Regions from separate parts of the Mus musculus genome. Here region 2 is linked to region 1. A link is a contact called in ENCODE Hi-C or POLR2A ChIA-PET data. All regions are on one chromosome and are shown on one strand. The core of a region is the stretch at or near the end of the contact, and the rest is flanking DNA. Distances in the headings are between cores, read along the strand shown.

The links. Hi-C counts contacts between places; a loop is a spot of excess contacts on that map. ChIA-PET counts read pairs that join two places held with the same protein, here RNA polymerase II (POLR2A).
Region 2: a loop to region 1 is called in a map of gastrocnemius, with 2.5 times the contacts of the local background. The contact joins the enhancer-like site here to the promoter of Ccdc85c in region 1. A Hi-C loop is called at or near these places in 12 of 37 maps with a recorded cell type or tissue (CH12.LX, gastrocnemius, heart and 1 more). POLR2A ChIA-PET finds 5 or more read pairs at or near these places in 4 of 5 experiments (Patski and embryonic stem cell).

What each region holds. Positions count from the first base shown.
Region 1 is chr12:108,272,415-108,279,174 of GRCm38, forward strand. Ccdc85c (coiled-coil domain containing 85C) reads right to left here and starts at 2,979. Exons shown (of 6, transcript NM_001159910.2): 1 at 1,924-2,979. The coding sequence starts at 2,719.
Region 2 is chr12:108,240,171-108,246,802 of GRCm38, forward strand. The region is part of intron 1 of Ccdc85c (coiled-coil domain containing 85C); the gene reads right to left. Among named protein-coding and RNA genes, the nearest start is that of Ccdc85c, 32 kb to the right of the region's middle. Within about 2 kb of position 1,722, at least 1 of the 3 ENCODE cell types and tissues checked has a DNase peak (open chromatin) inside an H3K27ac peak, as active enhancers do; it is gastrocnemius, where a contact is called at or near this core.

The sequences.
Region 1 (6,760 bases), core at 1,729-4,228:
TGGTGCAAGGACGCTCGGAGGGGGTGGGGTCTGTAGGAAACAGGACACTTCTGCCCCTACCCACCCCCAATAGGGGTGGAAAACCTCCAGTCCGGCCAGTTCCTTCTCTGCTGCATTATTCACTACTGCAACTGCAACTCTGGGCCAGACCCACACCTCCTAGCAAAAAAAAAAAAAAAAAAAAGACTGTCTGCAAAGAGGTGGAGACACTCAGCGAGACAGTGTCCTGAGGAGACTCACCCTGACCACTGTTACTGATGACATAGCTGAAAACCAGCAGCCCTGTGTTTCCCTAAGTGCAAAGATTCCCCTCCTTCATGATGCACTTGGGGAAATCAAGACCCTGAACACTGGCCCTCCCAGAGCCCCCCCCCTCAAGAAGGTGAAGCCAAAGAGATGCATGCCAGCTCTGTAAAGAGGGGTGTCCGTTCCCCCAAAGTAAACTGGAACTTGGCATCTAGAGCATGAGTGAATAGCCCCCCCCCCAAGAAGGTGAAGCCAAAGAGATGCATGCCAGCTCTGTAAAGAGGGGTGTCCGTTCCCCCAAAGTAAACTAGAACTTGGCATCTAGAGCATGAGTGAATAGCTGTCGGGGTAAGGCCCTGTGGATGCAATGTTACAAAAAGAAACCTGAGTTGCTGTGGTAGATTGCTAATCAGTAACAAAATATCCCTTTAGCCCCAGTCCTTTCCTGAACTCACAAGCTCTGGAGAGTAAATAAAGGGGAAACCTCTATCTGACCTGCATGAGAACTGCAGCTCCTGCCTCAAAATGCCTGCAGAGGGCTTGGCCAGGAAACCCAAGAAAAAGCTTGGTCCTCAGCTCCAGCAGTGAGTTTGGGGAAGAGAAGTTCTTCTAAGCCTTGACAGTATATGGATGGAGAAAGGCTTTAAGGAGAACAGAAAGGGCGAGTTACTCTTCGCTACCAGGGGAACAATTCAGGCAAAGGCAAGTGCCATCAACACTGAGAGCCAAGCTCCAAAAAACTGTGGGGGAAACGGAGTAGCACAGCAAATGGTAGTCAGGACAGGAGGGAAGCTGCAGGGCCCAGATCGCCACTGAAGGGACAGCCACAGTACCCTAGGTGGGGACACCCTCCTGTAGGGTCAATAGCAACAGGTTGAGGAAGACAGAGCCGGCTTCCAACCCACACTCTGGCCACAGATGACCCCAGCACTTCCTGTAAGACGATCAAGCTTACAGATCTCTTCAGGGGCATTATCTATCTCCACCTCACACCCCGGTGAGGCGGCCATCAGCCTCTCCAACTTACAAGCAAGGAAGAAAGGAAACTGAGGCACACGGAGAGGTCGGAATCCACTCCAAATATATCCTCTGGGGAAAACTGTAGAGACCGAACTGAGAAAGGTGTCCCAACCAGTACTGCGGGACTTATGGGAAGCCAGGAAGACTCTTATCTTAGCCCAGGGTACTCTGGCCCAGCTTCGTCAAGGTCTCAGCACGGGTGATTGTGTGCCAGCCCAGCCCAGCCCAGGAGGAGATTCAGCTGGGAAGGAAGCAGGGGAGAAAGCCAGCCACAGCACAGTGCAGTCGTGGGTGCTAAGTGAGTTTGAGGGACTCCAACCAGAAGGGAAAATTCACTTGCTTTAGCTTAGGGGCCTTTCATAGTCTTCCAAGAAAAACTCTCCTCTGCCCTCAAGTGTTTTCAGGGTAGGATGAGAGACACCCCTCGACAGCCCCAGAGTGCCAGCTGGTAACACAAAAAGCTGCGGAGGAGAAACTTTTTTCTGCGGCATCAGCTAGACAGGGACACCACCACGCCGAATGCTCCATTTGCTATGCCAGCTGCGGAAGGGTCTGAAGGTGCGACCCCACCCCCACCCCGCACCTGTGAGGTCTCCAGAAACTACTACTGCTTCACGACAGACACCCATGGGCTTCCGATCCCGGCGAGATGCTTACCGTGCAGGCCGTTAGGGATGCTTCGGTGGTGCGGCGGCGCTGACAGGTCATCCAGAGACCGGCGCGTGGCTCCGGCCTTGCCGTCCGGAACCTTGTGCGGCCCCGGGGGCAGCAGAGCCGCTGGGACGTGGTGGTGGTGGTCCGGGCTGCCGCCGCTGCCCGCACTGGACGTGCTGCTGCCGTCGCCAACGTCGCGGGCCCCCGAGCCCGCTGCGCTCCCCGCCAGGGGCCCGCTCAGGCTGGCCTGGCTGTCGATGGAGCTGCGGGAGCCCGCGCCGCCGCCGCCGCCGCCAGCGCCCCCCGCCGCCGCCAGCGCCGCGCGCTCCTCGTCCAGCAACAGCACCAGCTCTTTCAGCTCCAGGTTCTCGCGCAGCAGGGCCTCCTGGCGCGCCTCGAGCTCCCGTAGCTTCTGCTGCGAGCGGGCCACCTCGTGCCACACGGCGCCGGCCGCGTGGCGTCCGAAGCGCTGCCACTCGCGCGCCAGCTTGCGCCCTTTCTGCCGGTCGTCGTCCAGGAAACAGCAGAGCTCACGCAGCTCCTGATTGTCGTCCTGCAGCCGCTGGTTCACGTCCTTGAGGCCGCGGATCTCCAGCAGGTGCTGCTGCAGCCGCCGGTTCACGTCGCGCATCAGGCCGCCGTGCTCCAGCATGAGGCCCACCTTCTCGCCCTCGGCGCGCCGCAGCCGCCGCGCCAGCTCCTCCTTGCTCCAGCGCAGCAGTTCCTCGTCCGGGACCTGGCTCAGCTCCTCCGACGCCGCCGCTGCAGCCGCCGCCGCCACCGCCGGGGGCTTCGCCATGGCGGGGCCGTCACCGCGGCATCGCCCTCGCCCGCGCCGGGCCGGCGCTCCCCGCGCCGGGGCTTCTCTGGGCTCGGCCACGCGCGCGCGGGGGGCGGCTGGGGACGCGTGCGGCCCGCCCTTCGCCGCCTCGCGCTCCCTCCCGCGGCCCCCTCTGGGGTCACCCGAGAGCCCGCGCACGCCTCAGGACTGAGGAACCGGGACCGTGGCTGCGTCGGCGGCCGCGGTGCCCCGGCTCTCCGAGCTCGGGCGCAGCAGGCGGAGGCCCGCCCCCGGCCCCGCTCCCGGAGCCCCAGCTGCCCCGCCCACCCCGGGCGGAGAGGGGGCGGGGCGCCGCCGTTGGGCCACGCCTCCGAAAGGGAGGCGGTCAGAGGAGTGGCAGGCCCCCGAGGTCCCCCTACGCGGTGCGCCGGCCCGCCGGGCGCCCTGCCAGAGGCGCGCTCGAGCCACGGTCCCGCCCTCCCACAGGTCTGATTGGCCAGGTTCGGGGGTGTGCGGGAGGGGCGGGGCGCGCGCGGGGAGGCTGAAAAGATGGTATCTTCCAACCGCGGGGCCTTGCACCCTCCTCCCCCCCACACTCCCGGTTCAAGTTTCTTCGCCCGGAGGACGCGGCCTGGGCCAATCCCAGGACTACAAGGGGTTTTAAAATGCAGGTAGGGCTAGGGGGTGGCGGGGACCGGTGGGAAAGGTAGGGCAGGGCTTCCCTTAAAGGCGACGCGCGAATTTACGCGTCCCTTATCCGGCCAGCGTCCCTGACCCTCCCTTTCTCACCCTTAATAAACAGATGCCCACCCGGCGAGCACAGCTCTCTCCCTCCCTCCCTCCCTCTCGGGGGCACCAGAGTTCGGTACAGTCCGAGAGAGGAGGAACAATAGGACCCTGACATGGGGGGTCGGGCAGGGCTGGTCTTTGTCCCTTTCCGGGCCACCGACCAGAGCCACCTGGGTCCCTGCCTAATATTGCAGCGGGGCTGTCTTCCCACCCCTAGCCCAAGACCGTGGAGCCTTGCCAGCCTTATCTCAGGGCCAGATCTCTCTCCCTTCTTCCCCTGACGTGGTGGGAGCCGAGGACCTGCCCTTTTCCCAGAGCAGTTCTCCGAGCCCTTCCCTTCCGCGCACTACACCGCTAAATCCCTGGGATTGGAAGAACATGCAGTTCGCTAGGTGGAAACCCCTGAGAAAGGCGAGGGAAGGTCTTCCACCCTGGCCAGATAGCTGGGGTCCATAGGTACTCAGCGACCGCAGAACCTTCTTCCCTCGCCCCGCATCGCTGCGGAGCATACGGATCTTCCCACACCTATAAATCCCGTCCCCTAAGCGCATTTAACAGCGCTTCTGCAGCCAGCGGGCCGAGGGAAGGATGCGTTTCCCCTGGACCTACAAGGAGATAACCCACTCTGCGCGCGCACAAACCGGGGTAAGCTACCCGGGCCTGGAGCGCGTGCCCGCGCAGCAGCTGACATCCCCCTTTTACAGTTACTCAGCCGTTTACTAAACCACCTCATGTGCCCTCTTACACCTTCCCCATCCCGGGGGAATTCTACCGGGACAAGAGGCCACTGCTCTCTGAGGGCACTTGGCATTCTTGGGAGGAGGGAGAGAGTACAACGTGAGAAGAATCGGTGAGGCTGTCTGCAGCGCTATGCGGGGAATTCAATTGCCTTAGATCTGTGTTCTGGGAGGGACCTAGGAGCTAGGACCTAAACCTGAGTGACAAGGACAAAGGTAAGCCTGGAGGCCGGACAGGTGAAAGGAACAGCAAGTGGAATGGCCTTAGGGTTGGCTTGTTAGTGGCCGGTTCGAAGGGGAGGAGGGGCCGGCGAGATGGCTCCGCAGGTAAAGGAGTGTGAAGCCCAGCCTGACAACCTAAATTAATTCCCAGGACACAGTGATGGAAGGAGAGACCTTACTCCCTCACGTTGTCCTCTGACCTCCAGAGTGGGCAGTAGCTTACATAAACACTCACACAGAAAGAATGAAATGTAATAATATATTAAAAAAAAAAAAAAAACAAGAAAGGGTGCCGTAGATGGTGCGGGACATTAATCCTAGAGTTTGAAGGCAGAGGCAGGGGTAATATCTGAATTCCAGGCCAGTGAGCTACAGAGAGTCTGTCTAAAAAAAAGAAAAAAGAAAAAAGAAAAAGAGAAGAAAAGAAAGGAAAGGATGAAATATGAGGTCTGAGCTCAAAAGGCAGGCCCATGTGTGACCTGAAGCTGGAGTCTTGGCTGTCTTGGCTCCCATTGGTAAAGGGCTGGGAACCACACAGGTTGAGCTAATTCAGTCCTCCTTCCCCCTCCCTCCTGGTAAATGAGCCGACGGTCGAAAGGGGTAGGAAGAAGATGAGCCCCGGGGGATGCCGAGGCTGGCCACGTGCACTCAGCACCAGGGAGTCAGCTGAGTAGAGGGGCCTGGTGCTCTGCAGACCCAGCACAGCACACTTTCAAAAGGAGGGGACTTAGGGTCCGCACCTGGGGGAGGCTGCAGATCTGCTTTCAACCCCCAAGTCGCAGCAGCAGGCTCCCTGGAGGATCCCCACAGAGCGGAGACTGAGTGGGTTAAGGAGTTACTCCATTGAGACTGCAGGGGGGAGGGGCGCGGTGAGCAGAGCACACACCAAGGGAACACTTCGGCTCACCAGGGAAATTGCTGAGACAATTCAATTTGTACTGAGCTCTGTGGCTGCCTTGTGTCTCCTTGTGGTGTTCCTATGGCCTGCAGCCTCTGCCTTCGGGTCCTCCAGGGTGACAGCTTCAGTGGAGAAAAAAGGAAACCTTCATCCAAGCGGTGATTCAAATCACCTACACACTACGGGGCCAGCGGAGCCTGGTGAGGGGGGGCTCAGTGGGGGTGTAGGAGTGGGAGGAGACTGTTAACCACCATCCTTTCCCTGGAACTCTGAGAGCCAACGATAACAACAGCAGTAATAATAGCATGAATGACAAGTTCCCCATAGCTACATGAATAGGGTACCCTCCCCTTCTGTTAACCTGCCCCACCTAGGGCCTGGAGTACCTCCTTAGTGCTGGACTAACTAACCAGGAGTAAGTTGGCCAGTTACCCATGGGAGGGAGGTGTAGGAGGAGGGTGTGACTGGGATGTCAGGAGAAGGTAACCAAATACCTTCCCCAGCCCTCCTCCTGTGAGGCCCAGTGTTGAGGGTCACAGCTGCTGCAGGAGTCGGTAGCAATGGCTGTCAGGCTCAGAGGGCAGTCCCACAACATAGGGGTTCGCTTAGGTGCTAAGTTCCAGGCTCCGCATGCAGCCTTTGAGACCGGCTGTGGATATCCCTATGACAGCTGCCAGCTGCTCCTGCCATCCAGCCCTGCAGCTTCCAGATGCTCTGCGTGCCAGGCCTCGGGTGCTACCTCAAGCCTCAAATCTACAAAATCTACAAGTAGCAGTCCAACACACACACACACACACACACACACACACACACTCGGGCACTGCAGCGATCCGAGACCCAGCTCTGGTGTCTGAATATTTCATGCTGCGGTGGGGGGGTAGGGTGTTGGGGGGGGGGGCAGGACGAATGTGGCAAAGCCCTTAATTGTTAATGTGGCTTCTGCTGGCTCCAGGCCCAGCACTCCCGGCCCCTCCTGTTGGAAATGGCAGAAATGGCAACAATGGATGGTAATGACTCCTCAAGCCCCTCAGGTCTTTACGCCCTGCCCTGTGTGAGGCTGCTGCACAGAGATGTCCAGTGTCCTGCTTGCTTACCACACACGCCCCAGTTCTCGCTCAGTGTAGGACCTGGGAGCCAGGTGAGCAAATACTGAAGGAGAGAACAATGGCCTTGCATCTCTGGTCTCACGCCACAGTGTGTCCCCAGGCAGTCACAGACACACCTTGTCCCCTCAGCTTCTAGATCTGTAGCTAAACTTGGGATCATTCATTCCTTCTACAAAACGGGAGAGCCTCAAAGCACACCAGGCTCCAACCCTAGGCCATTGGATGACGTAGGCGGGCACTGCTTGCCTAGGGAAAGGTTGGGGTAGAAGGAGGAGAGCTGGTGAGTGTTCCAGACTCTTGCCTATGA
Region 2 (6,632 bases), core at 472-2,971, 34 kb before region 1:
CCACCCCCCGCCCACACCAGACCAGAATAAGAGTTTGTGTCAGGGCTGTCCCGGGGAGGAACAATATCCTAAAGATCCTAAATATCCTGGAAGTCAGCTGGGCCTCGGGGATGGAAGGAAGGTTTATGCAAAGCAAGCCCCTCTGCCTGGGAGACACGTGTCCTGGAGAATGTCCTACTGTAGGCAAGAAAACCCCTTATACACCTTACACACACATGTGCACACAAATGTACAAACTAGTACGTATGCACTAACTAGTACCCACACGTGCACAAGGCCGTGCTCCCACCAACACCCCTGTGCAAATACACACGCATCCACATGTGGACACACACACAGAGAGGAGCACATATGCATGTCCACACACGTGTGCGATGCAGATATGCATACTCACACACGTGTGTGCACACACAGGTATGTGTAACACTGCTTCGCCAGGGCCTTGACACTGAGGGAGAACAGTATCGAGCTGGGAAGCTGTCAGGGGGTTATTTATTTCAATTATTAAAACAGCAGCCACTTACTCGCGAGCCTTCTCTAATGCCACTTAATTACCTAGTACATAAAACTGCCCTTGAATCTTACCAGAGTAATAAATCAGGTCAGAACCAAGGGGTCTAGAAGAGTCCTAGGTGGGGGTTCTGGGGATGACGAGTCACCCCTCACCTCTACACTGGCCCCCCCACAAGCAACAGAGTACAGGCAAAGCCTCGACTGTGGCAGGGACAAATGGGGGGCTCTGCGCTGAGCGAGTGTCCTGGGGTACCAAGCAGCCCTCCACCCGCTCCTCTGTCCACTCCTTGGGCCTGGGCCCCTGCCCCTGCCCTGCTGAGACCCATCCTTTGTGTGGCCAACAATGGCCCCGCCAGATGGCGCGGCGTGCCGGGCAGCCCCTGCAAGCCAATCGCTCATGCTGTCGGCCCCTGCGGGGCTGTGGGCAGGAGGCCTGGGAACTGGCCCAAGCCACACGCATGCACGCACGCACACACGCACGCACACCCTACCCCTGCCTGCCCTGTGGCCTCTGACTCCCTCTGGCTCCCTCAGCTCAGGGGCACAGACAGCTTTAAGCACGGTTGGCCAAATGGAATACCAGGGGACAGGCACAGCCCCCAGGGGGAACAGGTGGAACTAAGGGGCAGCTACATCATCAGTGTGTCTGTGAGACTCCAGGAGGAGAGAGGGAGGGTGAGAGAGTGGGTAGGAAGACGCCAGGCACCGCACTTCCCACAATGCTGGCAGAAGGCTGAACTCACCAGCCGGCAGACATAAATCACCCAAGCCTGGGGGCCGCACTTATCTCTCTGTGCCAGCAACCCCAGCAGGCTCCTCCGTGGACAGGAGGGGGTGGGGGCTGTGAAGCCACACACTCCAAGCAGGTGGGCTAAGCTGATGCTGCCAAGGCCCATGCGGGGTGGACACCAGTCATCTGGTGGTGGCCTTTACATTTGCCTCCAAGCCCTGCTTCCCAGGTGCAGCCTATGTGGACAGCCATTCCAGAGGACAGATCTGTTTGTAAGATAAAGTCCCAGGCAGTGAGCTTGCTGGACTAAAGGACCCACGCCTGTGCAGTTCTAGAGATCACCAAGATGCCCTCGGCAGGCATCATTCCCATCAGCCTTGGAAGACAGCATCTGCCTCCCCGCTGGAGACTTTGTGATTTATATGAACAAGTCAGATACATAAGGCCTTCAGGGCCCCTGTGCTGCCTCTTTCTGGAGAAACGCCTAGGCCTGCATCCTCTCCTCCTTCCACAAGGTGGAAAGCCACAAGAGCCAGTGGGTCACACAAGAGCCAGGATCCGGCTATCCCCGGGGACAGACTCTAGAGCTGCCTCTCCCAGGTCTTGATCCTGCGCCTGGGCACACACTTGCACTTTTCTGCAGGCCTCTCCACTGCACAACCCTGAGTGTTGCCCCATGGGCTGCACAGCGCAGCAAGTCTTCACCTCTCCTCCAGCACTCTAACTCTGTCCCCTTGAAATCTATGTGTGCCCAGGGACCATGTGGCCTGCGCACATCTTTAGCACGGGGTCTTGGCTACAGTAGAAGAGGCAACTGAAGCAGAGCAAATATGCCAGGCTCCATCTTTGAACCCTGGGAACAAAGTTCCATCTATTAAGCCCCCTTGGTGCCCGTCCGAATTAATTTTCCTTACAGAATACAGATTGGTTTCAGCTTAGGAGGGACATACTGGACAGGACTGGGGGGAGATATTTAGGGCAGGAAGGGAAGGACCACCAAGTGAGGAGCAGGCACCTGCGTGCGGAATTTTCTAGACAGCGCAACGGCAGCTGCCGCTGGGAGCTACCAGCCACCTTGAAGGGAGCTGGGGAGACCGGCCCCCTCTCTGGGTGGCCGCTGGCCTCAGATCACGCAGTCAACCGGCTGCACACTCGGGGTTAGTCACAGTCACTGAGCACACTGTTCACAGCCGATATTGCCAGCTGGAAGTAAAGCTCTGATGTCTATGACGATGGCATCTAACCCCATCCTTGGGGGTCCCCGGAGCCTCGGATCCCAGGGTTATCCCAGGTTCCACCCCACTCCCTACCCCCGACCCCCGCGGTCCACCGGGCAACACCGGCTTCCCATGGGCCCCAGCCTTTCCTTCACCGTGACTCAGGGTCCATCTCTGAACAAGGCTGCCCAGGTCAAAGAGCTGTGCCACTGAGGGTGGGACGAGGGGACAGCAGGCATGGTGTCGGATGCCCAGGACTGTCCCCAGAACCCTGAGGGTTATACACCTGAGTGCTCACCCAGGGACAAACATGAGTTCCGGAGTAAATGGAGGACTGCAGATGGGGCTGGTGACGCGCACCAAGTGCATCGAGTCCCGGGGCAGCACACTGCTCCCTGGGGTGTGCCCACAGGACAGGCCCCAGGCCACTTACCCCGCTGCCAAATAACCCACTGCCTGGAATTTCTGTCACCGGAGGGGTCTATCCTGGGCTGCCAACACCCACGGAAAGGAACAAAACAGAAGCAAGAGCCAGCAAGGTGGTAGGACCCCAAACAGGCAGACAGGCACCCATGCACACTCAGGGTACCGGAAGGCACGGCTGCTTGGGCCTCTACCCAGAGGTACAGTGCTCTGCTGAAATGCAGCCCCCCCAATATCCCATGTGACAGATACAGTGCTAAAGGGGTTGCGCGTTCATCCAGGGCTCATCCTGAAAGCCACTTTAGAGGGAAACGGGTCTCTTAGTGCAACTACATAAATGTCCCTGCCAATACCTACTTAGCTTACCCTGTGCCGGGATATGTTCAAAGCATGCCACCTAGACCATCACGGTCCCATTTTATAGATGGAGAAGTCAAGACTCTGGACAGAATGGTCTCCAGGAGCATAAGACTTTTCTTAATCCAAGGATCTTTCAAGGCTCACCAGCCTCCTGCCTCCTCTCCCCACACCCACTGCTGGGAGACAGGCCTTCTTGTTCTCCTCGGTGTGGAGAGGGGACGAGTGTCCGGGTCTTTGCCCTTCACACAGATGCAGGCTCTGGGCTGAGACTTACCTCTTTCTTTTTAGCTACCTCCTTCTATTAAAGGTATCTGTGCAAACCTGGGCATCTGGACAGGCGCCTAGCCTGGCATGGCTTTGCTCCCCTCTGGGGGAGGGGGAAATGTGTCCCTTAACTCAGTGGGGGGAGGGTACTGTGTTCTTTCTCAGGGATACCAAGACCCTAGTCCCTTAACTCAGGCTCCACCGAAAAAGAAAGGGGCCCAGATAACTCCAAGGCAGATGGATGGAGACCATTCCAGAATGATCCGCAATACTAAGGGCTTTCAAGATCTGCAGCCACAAAGGTCATTTGTCATAACATCGACATGCCCAGGATATGAAGAGCACCCACAAACCTTAGGCCCTTTTGTCCTTTGGGGGCCAGCCTGAGAACTGTCTTATGCCTCTAAGCTAGTTTCCCTCCAGTTCAGCCCACCCTGCTTCCTCATCTATGAAAGAGAGACGGCGACCCCGTCGCCAGGTGAGGTGGAGATGGGGTGAGTGTACCCTCAAGGTACCTCACAGCCTGCCCTGGCCCAGCACTGGAACACAGCCTGTCCGTGGTGACAGGCCTAAGAGGTAACTTCTGAGACAGTCACACACAGACCTACAGGAGCAGAGAGGGTGCCCCTTTGTTCTGGAGAACAGAAGGAATGATGGGAGTGCTTCAGGTGAATGACAGGGTAAGGGGGCACTTGTGCTCCCCAACACCTGGGCCTCTGCTGAACAGGGACCACCGGACCATGCCGGCACAAACTTGAACAGCTGAGCCAACCTCAGCCCCTCCTGTCATAGCCTGAGACTGGGACTCTGCATGAAACTGGAATTCACTATCTACTATCTTCCGCTGGAGGCAGGGTTTATATTCTTGGAAGCAAACCACAGAAAAGGGTCTCTAGCTTCTTTGCTGGGCTGTAGAGGCTTCAGTTAGGGTCCCTGGCCCTAAGTGTGGCATGTTTCTGAAAGGCCACCTCAGCTGGGCTGAGCCCAAGTCCCTTCCAGCCCCTTCCACCTCCTCTACTGGAACCTCAGGCCACCTGCCCGCTTTGAGGACGCAGGGCAAGCCCTGGGTCCTCCTTGGTGAGCCCCTTGAGTTCTCACAGGTCAGCTCTCCTCTGGACTGGCTGACAGAGGAGCCTGGGTAAGACCTGAGAAGCCTGACTGAAGACAAAGGCTCGCTGTACCTTGTCTACAGAGTCCACGGGGAGCCTGCAGAGGACATGGGCGGTGGGGGCAGGGAGTGGCCTCCCTTGGGAACCCTGAAGCTGGGTCTTCCTCAGGACAGAAGGGTAGGGCAGACCCGGCCACACATCCCACAATGTAAGGATTACTCTGAGTCGAGTTATTATTAGTGGTTTGGCCGGAAGCCAGAAGCAGACTGGGAGGAAAGGGCAGATAAAATGTGACTCCCGTCAGGCTGCCAGCCAGCCCTCTGATCTCAGCAGAATTCAAAACAGTGGGGGCAGGGACCCTAACGGCCCTCTCTGCAGGATCTACATGGTCACCTCGCCTGAGACTTGGGTCTTACAGGTGGGGAAGGCCTCTCTTTCCCAGAGAATCTGCCATGTCTCAGAACTACAAGAGGGCTAACAGAGGGTCCCCGAGCTGGGCAGGGTTGGGGTTATCTATCCAGACTTTATTCCTGGGACCTTCCCAGCCTCTGCCCTTCCAGGTAGCCGGAGCTCCAGATGTGCACCCCCAATTCCCAGCAACGCCCTTCGTGAAAGAATCAGGGAACGAGGCTCACCTCAGCCCACCATCTTTATTCCCAAAGATCCAGGCTGTCATTCCTTGGGTGGCACCAACCTGAAGTCATCTCTGGGGACGGTACTACCCACAAGAAGGTGAAGATCGAGATCAGAAACTCAGAGCCACGCACACGGGGTTTGCCCCGCAGGCCCTGACCTCAGCCTGCAGAGCCGCCAGGTGTTTGCTCAGCTGCCCTGGAAAATTCGAACATGGTTCCTGGGACATCTGGGCCTGTGTCCCCAAATGCCATGAGGACAGCCCTGTCACACTGCCTGAGGGTCTGAGCAATGACAGTCTGACCCTGGTATGGGGACAAAAGCCACAGCTGTGAAAATCAACCCCTGCACACCCAGGACTGCTCTGAGAAAGACATGAGGCAGTGATTCGACCTCCCTGAGCCGCAGAGCTGGGACTCTCCAGAGGGAAGCCCTGTCAGTCAGCGTGGGGGGCGGGAGAATGTTGGTCCTCGTTTAGACACAGGCTGTGGGACAGACGGTGTCCTTCATTGCGATACAGGTGACTTTGGTGAGTGTGGCTGCCTCCAGAAATCCCCTGCACTCAGGTCAACTTCGACCCAGGAGGGGGGAGCCGTGTGTGTGTGTGTGTGTGTGTGTGTGTGTGTGTGTGTGGTGTGGTGTGTGTGTGTCTCGTATGTACATGTGTCACAGTGCACGTGTGGTGGGGGTAGGAGCCAGTTCTCTCCTCCCATCATGCAGGTCCCGGGATCAAACCTGGGTCACCTGGCCCGGCAATAGATGCCACCTCAACAACCCCAAAGTGGGCGTTTTTGATTTGGAACTTGTGACAGGACCTTCCTGTGACCAAAGCACTCCCTTGGGGCAGTGCCCTCCTCGCTGGGATCAGGACAGTGGCAAGGACTCTAGAACCCTGCAGGCTGGGGGCCCTCTCTGTGGGTAACCCTCTCACGCAGACCCTTGCCAACTCTTCTAGGGGTGCAGAACCTCAGGAGAAGATGCGAAGGGCCGGCACCGCCCTCACACACGCATGCACACGGCAGACCACAGTCAGGCCTAGGTGCTCCTTGCTGGGGCTTAGCCCCCACTGACAGGAGCTGCTGGGTATAACAGCCAACCAACCAGACCGAGCCAGAGTCATGTGACCAGGGCTGCACTCCACCAAGCCAGGTAGAGGAAATAAAGACGTCCCGCCGCTCAGACAGCCAGTTGACTTTTGAGTACAGGGGTCCTCCAGTTGCCAGGATCACCCTATCTAGATGCTAAAGTTTCCAATCACTGGTGAAAACACAACACTTGGTCCCAGAATTTGGGGGGGGGGGGGGGCAGACAGACAGAAAGCTCCAAAGCATGATACAAACTCAGGGCCAGCTGAGCCCCAGATGGAAGACCACAGACCACAGG